2 separate regions of the Homo sapiens genome follow, and region 2 is linked to region 1. A link is a contact called in ENCODE Hi-C or POLR2A ChIA-PET data. All regions are on one chromosome and are shown on one strand. Each heading gives the region's core, a stretch centred on a gene start or an enhancer-like site at or near the end of the contact. The rest is flanking DNA. Distances are from core to core; before and after follow the strand shown. Region 1 overlaps DERA (deoxyribose-phosphate aldolase). Region 2 overlaps DERA (deoxyribose-phosphate aldolase).

Region 1 (5,118 bases), core at 782-3,281:
ACTTTCAGTGAGACTGACGGGCATTCAAATCCTGGTTCTTCTACCTATAATTTTTGAGTTTTGTAAGTAAAAAATAGTGAATAAAAGCTAGGTCATAGAGTAACTGTGAAGATTAAATGAGGTATTATTTGTAGAGCAGTTGGCGTGGTGCCTAGAATATAGTGAGCCACAATAAGAATTACAGACCCTTCCCTTTACTCAAAATATATTAGGAATGTTGGAAAATTCTGACCTTAAAGCTAAAGAATAATTGTGAACAGGGGTATTTGCTGACTGGAATATAACATGAGGTTGTGAGGGAAAAAAATTCAAAGAGTGTAGGCAGTTGGAGCCTCAATGTGTGCTAGGATATAATGGAAGTTGAAACTAGACACGTATTCAATACCTTTATGCTGATTTTCTTTCATATGGAAATGTGATTAAAGGGTAGTTATCAATTGTTTTTTCTTCCTGAGGGAATTTATCCATCCCAAGTTCTTTTATTTTTCAGATTCTTTTTTGATCAGCATCTTTAAAATTAATCAATAGCCAAATAACAGAGTAGGTGTTTATTTGATAAGTCTCATTGGTACCATCCTATGACTATTTTAGATAAATAATCATAGACAAGTGTTCATACACTATTACTTAAGAACAGTAACACTTTTTTGTCGTTGCCAAAATAGACATTGGTTTCAGAATTTAAATATATAAGTTTTAATAGCAAAATTACTGTTATAATTCTCAGTAGGTCATTTAAAAAATATTTGCTTAAAAAATTAGGCATCAGGAATAGTATGAACTCACAAACTTCAGGAAATGAAGTTGTTAACACCCCTCATAAGATATGCTTTTCATAGTTTGTATGAAAAGTAAATGTTCCTGGGAGAGGTCTTGTATTACCTTAAATTCATGGTAAAGTATAAATGACCAAAAATAGATTTTTTCCTGAAATGAGACTTAAGTGGGGTAGTTTGTGGTAAGAGTAGGACATTGAGTACTGAGCTGTGGTAATAGGGCAGTAAGTTTCAGGAAAAATAGGTACAGATATTGTATAATCTTCAAGTTCCATTAATTGTTTCTTCTTTTTTTGAGAGCTTAATATACTTATTTAAATTTAAATGAAATAGTTTTCAAATTGTTTTAAGTGTTTTCTATTATGGAGATATAAATAATATTTAGGATATTTTCACAGGATTTATTGTTTGCGGATCTGTTTTAGCATGCAAGTATTCTTGCAGTCACTCTAACTTGCGTGACTAGCACAACATCCAGCATAAATAGCAGCTTTAGGAATAACATTTTCAGTTGACCGATAGTATAAATTCAATAAGTAACAGAGCATTATTGGACATTCTAAAATTTTAATTTTGGAAAGTTCTTCATCTAGTAGTTTTCATTGAGAGGAAAGAGTTAAGTGGATTTTCTCTGAAGCGCTTGGTTCCTAGAATAATTGATTAAATCTTTTCAAAGCACTGAGAGTTGACTCTTTACCCAACAGGGGGCCAAAGTTATCCAGCTTCTTGATGAATTTCTCTAAGGTGTAATGATTCTCTCTGTAAGTTAGGCACATTTAGGTGCTTGACAAAACTGTCATCAGAAGTTTTCCCAGAGTACATTAAGTTGAAAAACTACATGTTTGGAAATCTAAATGTGCTTTATTAAGTCTTTTATGGAGTTATCTTCATGAGAGCATGCTATGGTTTGGATGTGGTTTGTCTACACTAAAGCTGATGTTCAAATTTGATCCTCAGTGTGGCAGTGTTGGGAGATGGGGCCTAGTGAGAGGTCTTTGGGTCATGTAGGTGGATTTATGTGAACAGATTTATGCTCTCTCTGGGGAGGGAGTGGGTGAGTGAGTTCTTGCTCTCTTGGGAATAGATTAATTCTCATGAGAGTGGGTTGTTAAAAATAATCTGGCTTCCTTGTTTTTTCTTCTGTTGCTTCGTCTCTTGAGGAAGATCTTGTGAGTTTTTTTGCACATACCTGCTACCTTTCACGTGTCCGCTTCCCCTTTGACCTTTTGCCATGTTATGACTCAGCAGAAAAGCCCTTACCAAAAGCCAGCACCACACTCTTGAACTTTGCAGCCTACAGAACTGTAAGCCAAATAAACCCCTTTTCTTTGTAAATTACCCAGTCTCAGTTATTCTTTTATTGCAACACAAAATGGACTAAGAGCATATAATAATGTAACCAAGATATTGACAATAACCATCTTGTGATATGAAAACTTTTGTCTGTTACCAAATTTATCCAAGATGTTAATTTGACTGAAAAGCATGAAAGAGAACTGATTTTTAGATGACAGCTTTCCAAAGCATTGTTAGTTCAAGGATTAACTCACAACTTTAGGTGTGTAAATATGTGTGTGTGTTTTCCATATTTGACAAGAATGTATGAACCCATATGATACTTTACCTTAAAGTTTCACTATAATTTGTTGGCTGGACATGGTGGCTCATTCCTGTCTCCCAGCACTTTGGGAGGTCGAGGAGGGAAGATCACTTGAGTCCAGGAGTTTGAGACTAGTCTGCACAACATGACAAAACCCCATCTCCATAAAAAATACAAAAATTAGCTGGGTGTGGTGGTGCATGCCTGTAGTCCCAGCTACTTGAGGTGGGAGGATTGCTTGAGCCTGGGAGGAGTGGAGGTTGCAGTGAGCAATGATTGTGCCATTACACTTCAGCCTGAGTAACAGTGAGAACCTGTTTAAAAAAAAAAAAGTTTCACTATAATTTAAAAAAGAAATTTCACTGAGGTGTAATATGTGGTGAGAACATTTAAAGTCTATTGTTAACGATTTTCAGGAATACAATGCATTGTTATTAACTGTAGTTAACATATTGTACAGTAGATCTCTTGAACTCAATAGATCTTCTAACCGAAATTTTTGTACCCTTTGACCAACATCTCCCCAGTCGTCTCTCTCCAGCCTCTGGTAACACCATTCTACTCTGTTTCTATGAATTCAGCTTTTTTAGAGTCCACATATTAAGTGAACCCTTTATGTGGTATTTCACTTAATGTAATACCCTCCAGGATTATCTGTATTGTTGTAAGTGACAGGATTTCCTTCTTTTTCAAGGCTGAATAGTATTCTGTTATTTAGGTTTACTACATTTTCTTTATCCATTCTTCATTGACAGACACTGAGGTTGATTCCTTATCTTGGCTATGGTGAATAGTGCTGCAGTGAACGTGGTAGAGCAGATGTTTCTTCAACATACTGACTTCACTTCCTTTGGATATATACCCGGTAGTGGGATTGCCGGATCATATGGTAGTTCTGTTTTTAATTTTTTGAGGAACCTCTATATACCATTCTTCATAATGGCTATACTAACTTACATTTCCAGCCACAGTGAACATAGGTTCCCTTTTCTCCACATCCTGTCATTTTTTTAAATTATCTGTTTCTGGAATTCCTACTCCTTAGATATTGGACTTTCCACACTGATCCTCTGATTTTGTTATTTTTCCCATTTCCTATTTTATTAAATTAATTTTTTCCTCCTAGATTTTAAAATAAGTAAATGTTTGTTATACCAAATTGGCAGAAACTTGGCTATAGTTTCTCCCTTTTTCCAGTCTATCTTATACACCAATCTGATCAAATCGATGACTGTGATCCACTGGTATTTCAAGTCTAGAGTTTGAATTTCAGGATTCTCTGTGACTTCATATCGGTATACCCATGCAACCATATTTTTACTCCCACATGTAACTTTTACCGTTGTTACTGTTTTGGAAACAGGCTGTCACCATTCCCAAATTGGTCTTCATTTTATACTCAGTGTTTGAAATGTCTGTCTTCTCCTTGATTCTCAGTTAATTTCTACTAATCTATCAGGGCAGGTCTGTCGGCTTGTTGAAACCTTCTCCGACCAGCCTCATCTTTTCATAGTGACAGAGTTGGAGCTGGAATCCAGTTTCCTGCTTTGTTCTATACTGTTATGCCCTATATTTAGCACTGCTGCTCAGATCAATTAAATGATGACTGTCAGGCCACGTAAGCTGGTTCTTTCCTTTTTGTCAGTGATTGCCTTCTAATTCTGTGGTTAAGTTACTCAGAGAAGGCCTCCAACATCAAGTTGGTTGTACTAGGATAAAGCACTGTAAAACAGCTAATAAAGTGCCTGGTGGAGTTAGTGGTTCATAAATTGTTATCCATGGTTTTCAACTGTGAATCCAGTAATGGCCCATATCACAGAACCAGAACCTAGAGTTCCCTTTTTCCAGGTCAAGGCTGTGTTCCCAGTGCTGGTGCCTTGCATATTCCTGTGAATCTCCATCCATGGCTACCCAGTACTTGGCCTCAGTAGACAGCCTGCGGGTTTGGATGTATTAGAACTGTGCTGTTAGAAGTTTTACAATAGGCCCTGCGCGGTGGCTCACACCTGTAATCCCAGCACTTTGGGAGGCCGAGGCGGGTGAATCACAAGGTCAGGAGATCGAGACCATCCTGGCTAACACGGCGAAACCCCGTCTCTATTAAAAATACAAAAAATTAGCTGTGCGTGGTGGTGGGCACCTGTAGTCCCAGCTACTCAGGAGGCTGAGGCAGGAGAATTGCTTGAACCTGGGAGGAGGAGGAGGTTGCAGTGAGCCGAGATCGTGCCACTGCACTCCAGCCTGGGTGACAGTGAGACTCTGTCTTAAAAAAAAAACAAAAAAAAGTTTTACAATAAACTCACTTGGAACTATAGTAAATTCAAAACAAAATGGGTGGGAAACTTAACAGATATTTTAACTGCCTCTTTCTTCGACTTCTTGATTCAAGACAAGAAGTACATTTCTCAAACAACTTTTGATATGTGAATTGCTGAGGAAAACTATATAGTCCCAACCTGGCAAGTTAAGAGTTCTTTGAAATTGTTAATGAAATACTTCATGCTGGGAACCTGGTAGAAGTACTTAATTTCTGAAAAATCTTTTGATAATGCTTCCCCTAAGAGTTTAAGGAAAATGCTAGCAGAGTAAAAAGTACTACCTTTTTCATAGGTTTAAACATATTAAAACAATAGCGAAAAAGATTATGATAAAGCTGCTGTTCCTCCCAGAGAGGTCAGTCATTGGTTGACACCACTTTTTTTATAGCAAATATTTCCAGAGCTAACAAAACTCTTTGGAGGA
Region 2 (5,118 bases), core at 1,631-4,130, 47 kb after region 1:
TGCAGGCCAAGAATTTCTCTAGGCCCCAGTGACATGGGGGCTAGGTTTCTCTCCACCTTCTTGGCAGTGTGTGGCTGAGAAAATCCCTGCTCTCCCTTGTCTGTGGTTGAGAGCTCCCAAAGATAGAGTTCAGAATCATCTTTCTAAATCAACAAGAGGCTCTTTCATCTTAATTATAACAGCTTAAACTTTTAGAGTAAGTCAACGTTTACCATCATTTTACGTGTGCTTATTATCAAAGGTGGATCTGAAGGAAAAATGATTGATTACCTTCCTAACCGTTTTAATACTTTTATATTTATTGGCAGAATTTGAGAAGGGTTTGAGCTGTAAAAATAAAGCTCTCCTATCTAATCTTGAGGAGAAAAATGAAGCTTGGAGAGGTTCAGTAACTTTCCCAAGTAACACCACTAATCAGCGGCCAAGCAAGGGCTGAGAAGTCCTGATTCAAATATATGAACTCTACTGTAGCACCATACCCTGGTTTTCTTCCCATCCAGGGGGCTAAAAGAGCAATTTAGAGATCATTTTTAGTGTATTATACAAAATTTAGTATCTTATATTTCTGAATTACCTTGGAACAAAGAGCAATTTAGAGATCATTTTTAGTGTATTATACAAAATTTAGTATCTTATGTTTCTGCATTACCTTGGAACTTTTCATTTTATGCAGCTTTTTTCCCCTAGAAGAATGAAAACCAGGTCCTAGGATTCTAATGCCCATCTGTCAAGTGAGTAGTTTGAACTAGAAGGGAGTTGACATCCTTCTACGTTCTGAGTTTTGACGAATCTGTTGCTCGAAGCACTGCAATGTATTTCCCTGGGAATATGTTGTAACTGCAGTGAGTGTACACGTGCATGCATGTGTGTGTGTGCTGGGATAGAGGCAGAAAATTTTGAGGAAATACAGTTTTATTCCACGTATGAAGACATGACTCCTCCTCTCTGTTCTATAACTGACCCACAGTAAGATTTGGAGCAAGTCATTTATCTCTCCACATCTCACTTTTCTTTCTTTCTTTTTTGAGATGGAATTTTGCTCTTATTGCCTAGGCTGGAGTGCAATGGCGCAATCTCAGCTCACTGCAACCTTCGCCTCCCAGGTTCAAGTGATTCTCCTGCCTCAGCCTCCAGAGAGTAGCTGGGATTACAGGCATTTGCCACCATGCCTGGTTAATTTTTTGCATTTTTTTAGTAGAGACGGGGTTTCACCATGTTGGCCAGACTTGTCTCGAACTCCTGACCTCAGGTGATCCACCTGCCTTAGCCTCCCAAAGTGCTGGGATTATAGGCGTGAGCCACTGCACCCAGCCTACATCTCATGCTTCACATGGGAAGTGTGGAGGTAACTGCAAATTGTCTCACGATGGATGGTTAAATAGCGTGTGGAGAACACTGAGCATTTTTGAGGGAAGAGGCTTTGAAAACGTAGGGGATTTCTCATCCTTTAGAGTAATTATTCCTCATGAAAAATTTTTTGGAAAGGGCATCTGTTGAACTTATTGCTTCACTTGTAATTTCCTCTGTGTATGTGGTCTAGCAGCAGTTATAATAACTCCATACCCCACCATTGTCCTTTCCTACCAACATAGGGGAAAACCTGCTCATTCGTTTTTCCATTGTTTGGCTTATTTGTATTGAAAGGAAAGTGTCAGCTGAGTTTGTTAAAGGACATAATTTGAGATTGACTGGGTTACATTTCAGCCATCAAGCCACTTTGATTAGCATATGTCATTCATCTAGTTTCTGAGGTGTCTATCATGGTACTGTCAAAGTCCTCAAAACGACCTAAACACTAATAATGCTTCTTTGTGGTTTCTATGGCTTGTGTTGGAGTGAAGTGGTCTATTTTTTCTTATATGTAAGACTGGCAAATTCTAGTTGTGCTTTCATAAGTATTAGGACAGTGCTTGCTATTTTTTGTTCGTTAAAGTTATTTTTGGGTTTCTGGAAGTGTATAAGGGAAAATATGGGAAGCTAGTATTGAATGATTAACTGCCTACTAAATGCCTGGTTCTATTCTAGCAACATATATTATTTAATCATCACAAAAATATGTGAGCAAACTGAGCCTCCCTAAGTAATTAGGCTTAGAGAAATCGAATAATTCCTAAATGTTTACACAACTAGCAAGTAGCAAAAATGTCTTATCTCAAGAGTCTGTGCTATTCAAAGTAGCATGGGTTCTTAGCTTAAAAACAAACTTGTTTGTGATATATAGTAAGCCGTTTCCCCCAGACTGTTTTTTTAGGGGCCCAAAGAGGTTTTATTTTATGTTCTTCAAGGAACATAGATCATGGTGTCCTCTGCTTTTGTAAGTCCCTCTGTAATCTGAGCCTGATAAGCACTGAATAATAACAGGAACACCATCACTGCTGCCACCAACAACTTTGAAAACAGGAACTGACATTCCTTGAGCATGAACAATGTGCTGGATATTGTCCTTATCTATTCGTGTGTGTTAACCTGTTTGAAAATAACTCCGTGAGGTGTGCATACTTCTATCATTCCCATTTTGTAAATGAGGAACATGGGACAGGTTTAGAGTTAAGTAACTTACCCAAATCAAACAATAAACTAGTAGTAAAGTTGGGGTGTGAATCCATATACTCAGGAGAATCCACATTTTTGTCTACAATACTATACTTCTTCAGTAAATATTCATGAGTTGAAGAAAACCAATTCTGATTAAGTGAAGCTGAAAGGGAATTTATTATATTAGGAAGACATAAAGAAGCTCACTGAATAAGTAGGAAGCCTTGCTTGGAAAAAAAGCAGGACCATGAGGGAATAAGGAGCAGAGAACACAGTCAGATTGTGCCACAGGAAGAGCTTGGGCCCAGGGCCACTGCTGGTGCTGCTCCTACTGGCCAGCACAGGTACCACACTGTTGGCTGGTGGCTGGCCCCTGGGACACTGGACTTTTGGATCTCCTGCTATTGCTGATGCCACAATAATAAAGAAAATATCTAACTATTCTTTCATCTTTGCCTCACTCTTTAAGATTCAAAGGCCTGAGTAGAAGCAATCACTTGATAGAGCCCAGGTCACATTTTAAAAAGACCAGATTTGGTATAACTTTTGATTTAATTGTTCTGATATATTTTGGGCAGAATGGTAACAGAAAGAAATGACAACTTTCCACCTGTTGAACCTTAAAGATTAAGATATTTTCTCAGAAAAACTTGATCCTGTTATGTGGTAAAATAGGCCAGTAAAATGATTTTAGAAATTGGCAGTTAAAGAATGAGAAGACATTGGTTGCATATTTGTAAATCCAGTTATGCTCTAAGTGACCACTTGCAGTTCATTCTGTTTGGATCATGGATTAAAGAGTATAACTTCCAAATGACTGAATCATAAAATACCTCTGGTTTTCGTGGTTAATTTTAACTATACTTCAAGAAATTCACTTGGCATCAGAAGGTAGTACTCTAGAAAAAGGATGGTGTTTTTTTGTTCACAAATATGGTCGTGATCAGTGTTTTAAGAATTTGTTTTACAGGCCAAAGTTCACTTTAACAACTGCTGTAATAAAATACTTTCCAGCCTTGTCTGATGGCTCACTGATTGTAAGCAGTAATCCAACAGAACTTTGGTTACTGGAACTGGGTCAGGCCATGAAATAAGATTTGACTTTTATAACACAACACTTAGTGGAAATTCATTTTACTAGAATTCTGAACTTAATAATTAAACTTTTTGAGTGCTTATAACATGTCAGGCAGTATGCAAAGTACTTTGTATATCTCTCTCTCATTCCTGGTAACCCTGTAAAGTAAATATTATTGACACTTTAAGGATGGAGCTGATGCTGACAGAAATAACTTGCCTAAGGTCCCACAGGAAATGATGGAGTTGGGTTTTAAATCTGCATTTGTCCTACTCTAAAGCCTGCTTTTAATGACAACACTATTTTGTGGAAGAAAATCATTAATTAAATCACAAGTTAACTTGGATTAGCGTTCTTGGATTTTTAGATCAGAAGATTTTCCTTGTCACTTGTTCTTAGAAAACAAGTTTCTTTTTTTAGATTCAATAACTTAAGAAATGTCATTCCATCCAATTCATTCTCTGAATTAAAAGAATATAATTTTTTTTTTCGCTCCATAGTCTATTACTATTTTTAACATTCTTACACAGGTTGTCATATTGGAGGCATAAGTAGGATGATTTTCTCCCAGGTTAGGTAGATGGGCAGGGTAAGGTAGGTGGTGTGGCATCTCAGATCATCCCTAGTACTCAGAACTGCACGTTATTAAGGATCTGTGAAAATAGTCTGTTCTTTATTGAACCTTCTGTGGGTACCATCTCTCAGTGGTAACAAACTTTCTAAACTTACTGAGCATCTTGGAATAGAATATTTGCTTTCATTTCTCTTCATTTTTCACTTCTGAGCTTCAAGTTCATGTTTTCTGTGATTGAGAAGGCAAGCTTTATTTGGCTGTTATAACTTGTGGTTTTAACTGAGACTAATTTTTCATTTTTCTAAATGTACTTTACTAAGCCTGTGAATTATAGAACTCTCATTTTAGCTTTAAGAAATGCTTACCCCAACCCTTATTATGAATGTTTCCCTCCTGCTTGGTTTACTCTGTATGTTTATAAAACTACTTCCTATGGGCCGGGCACCGTGGCTCACACCTGTAATCCCAGCACTTTGGGACGCTGAGGCAGGCGGATTACCAGATCAGGAGATCGAGACCATCCTGGTTAACACGGTGAAACCCCGTCTCTACTAAAACTACAAAAAGTTACCCAGGCGTGGTGGCAGGCGCCTGTAGTCCCAGCTACTCGGGAGGCTGAGGCAGGAGAATGGCGTGAACCCCAGAGGCGGAGGTTGCAGTGAGCTGAGATCACGCCACTGCACTCCAGCCTGGGTGACAGAGCAAGACTCCATCTCAAAAACCAAAAAACAAAAAACAAAAAAACCTACTTCCTATGAAAGATACTCAAATACAAAGGAAAGAAAAAGCCTTGGTCTTGTTACCATGGCAGTAGCCTGAGTTCAAGAAATGATAGTGGCCGGCCTGAAAAAGCCAAAATTCACTAGTATCATTGACAAAAGACTTAAATAATTTTTTAAAGATTTAATACACATGATTTTGGTCTAATTTG

What was found. A loop is a pair of places that touch in the nucleus more often than their neighbours do. ChIA-PET counts read pairs that join two places held with the same protein, here RNA polymerase II (POLR2A). Pooled maps may share reads with other maps.
Region 2: a map of G401 shows a loop between it and region 1 (6-fold over the local background). The contact joins two enhancer-like sites. A Hi-C loop is called at or near these places in 5 of 168 maps with a recorded cell type or tissue (Caco-2, G401, IMR-90 and 2 more) and 2 of 50 pooled maps. POLR2A ChIA-PET finds 5 or more read pairs at or near these places in 4 of 52 experiments (GM10248, IMR-90, MCF 10A and 1 more).

The regions. Positions count from the first base shown.
Region 1 is chr12:15,929,945-15,935,062 of GRCh38, forward strand. All of the region lies in intron 1 of DERA (deoxyribose-phosphate aldolase), which reads left to right. Among named protein-coding and RNA genes, the nearest start is that of DERA, 21 kb to the left of the region's middle. Within about 2 kb of position 2,032, at least 2 of the 41 ENCODE cell types and tissues checked have a DNase peak (open chromatin) inside an H3K27ac peak, as active enhancers do.
Region 2 is chr12:15,976,445-15,981,562 of GRCh38, forward strand. All of the region lies in intron 5 of DERA (deoxyribose-phosphate aldolase), which reads left to right. Among named protein-coding and RNA genes, the nearest start is that of DERA, 68 kb to the left of the region's middle. Within about 2 kb of position 2,881, at least 8 of the 41 ENCODE cell types and tissues checked have a DNase peak (open chromatin) inside an H3K27ac peak, as active enhancers do.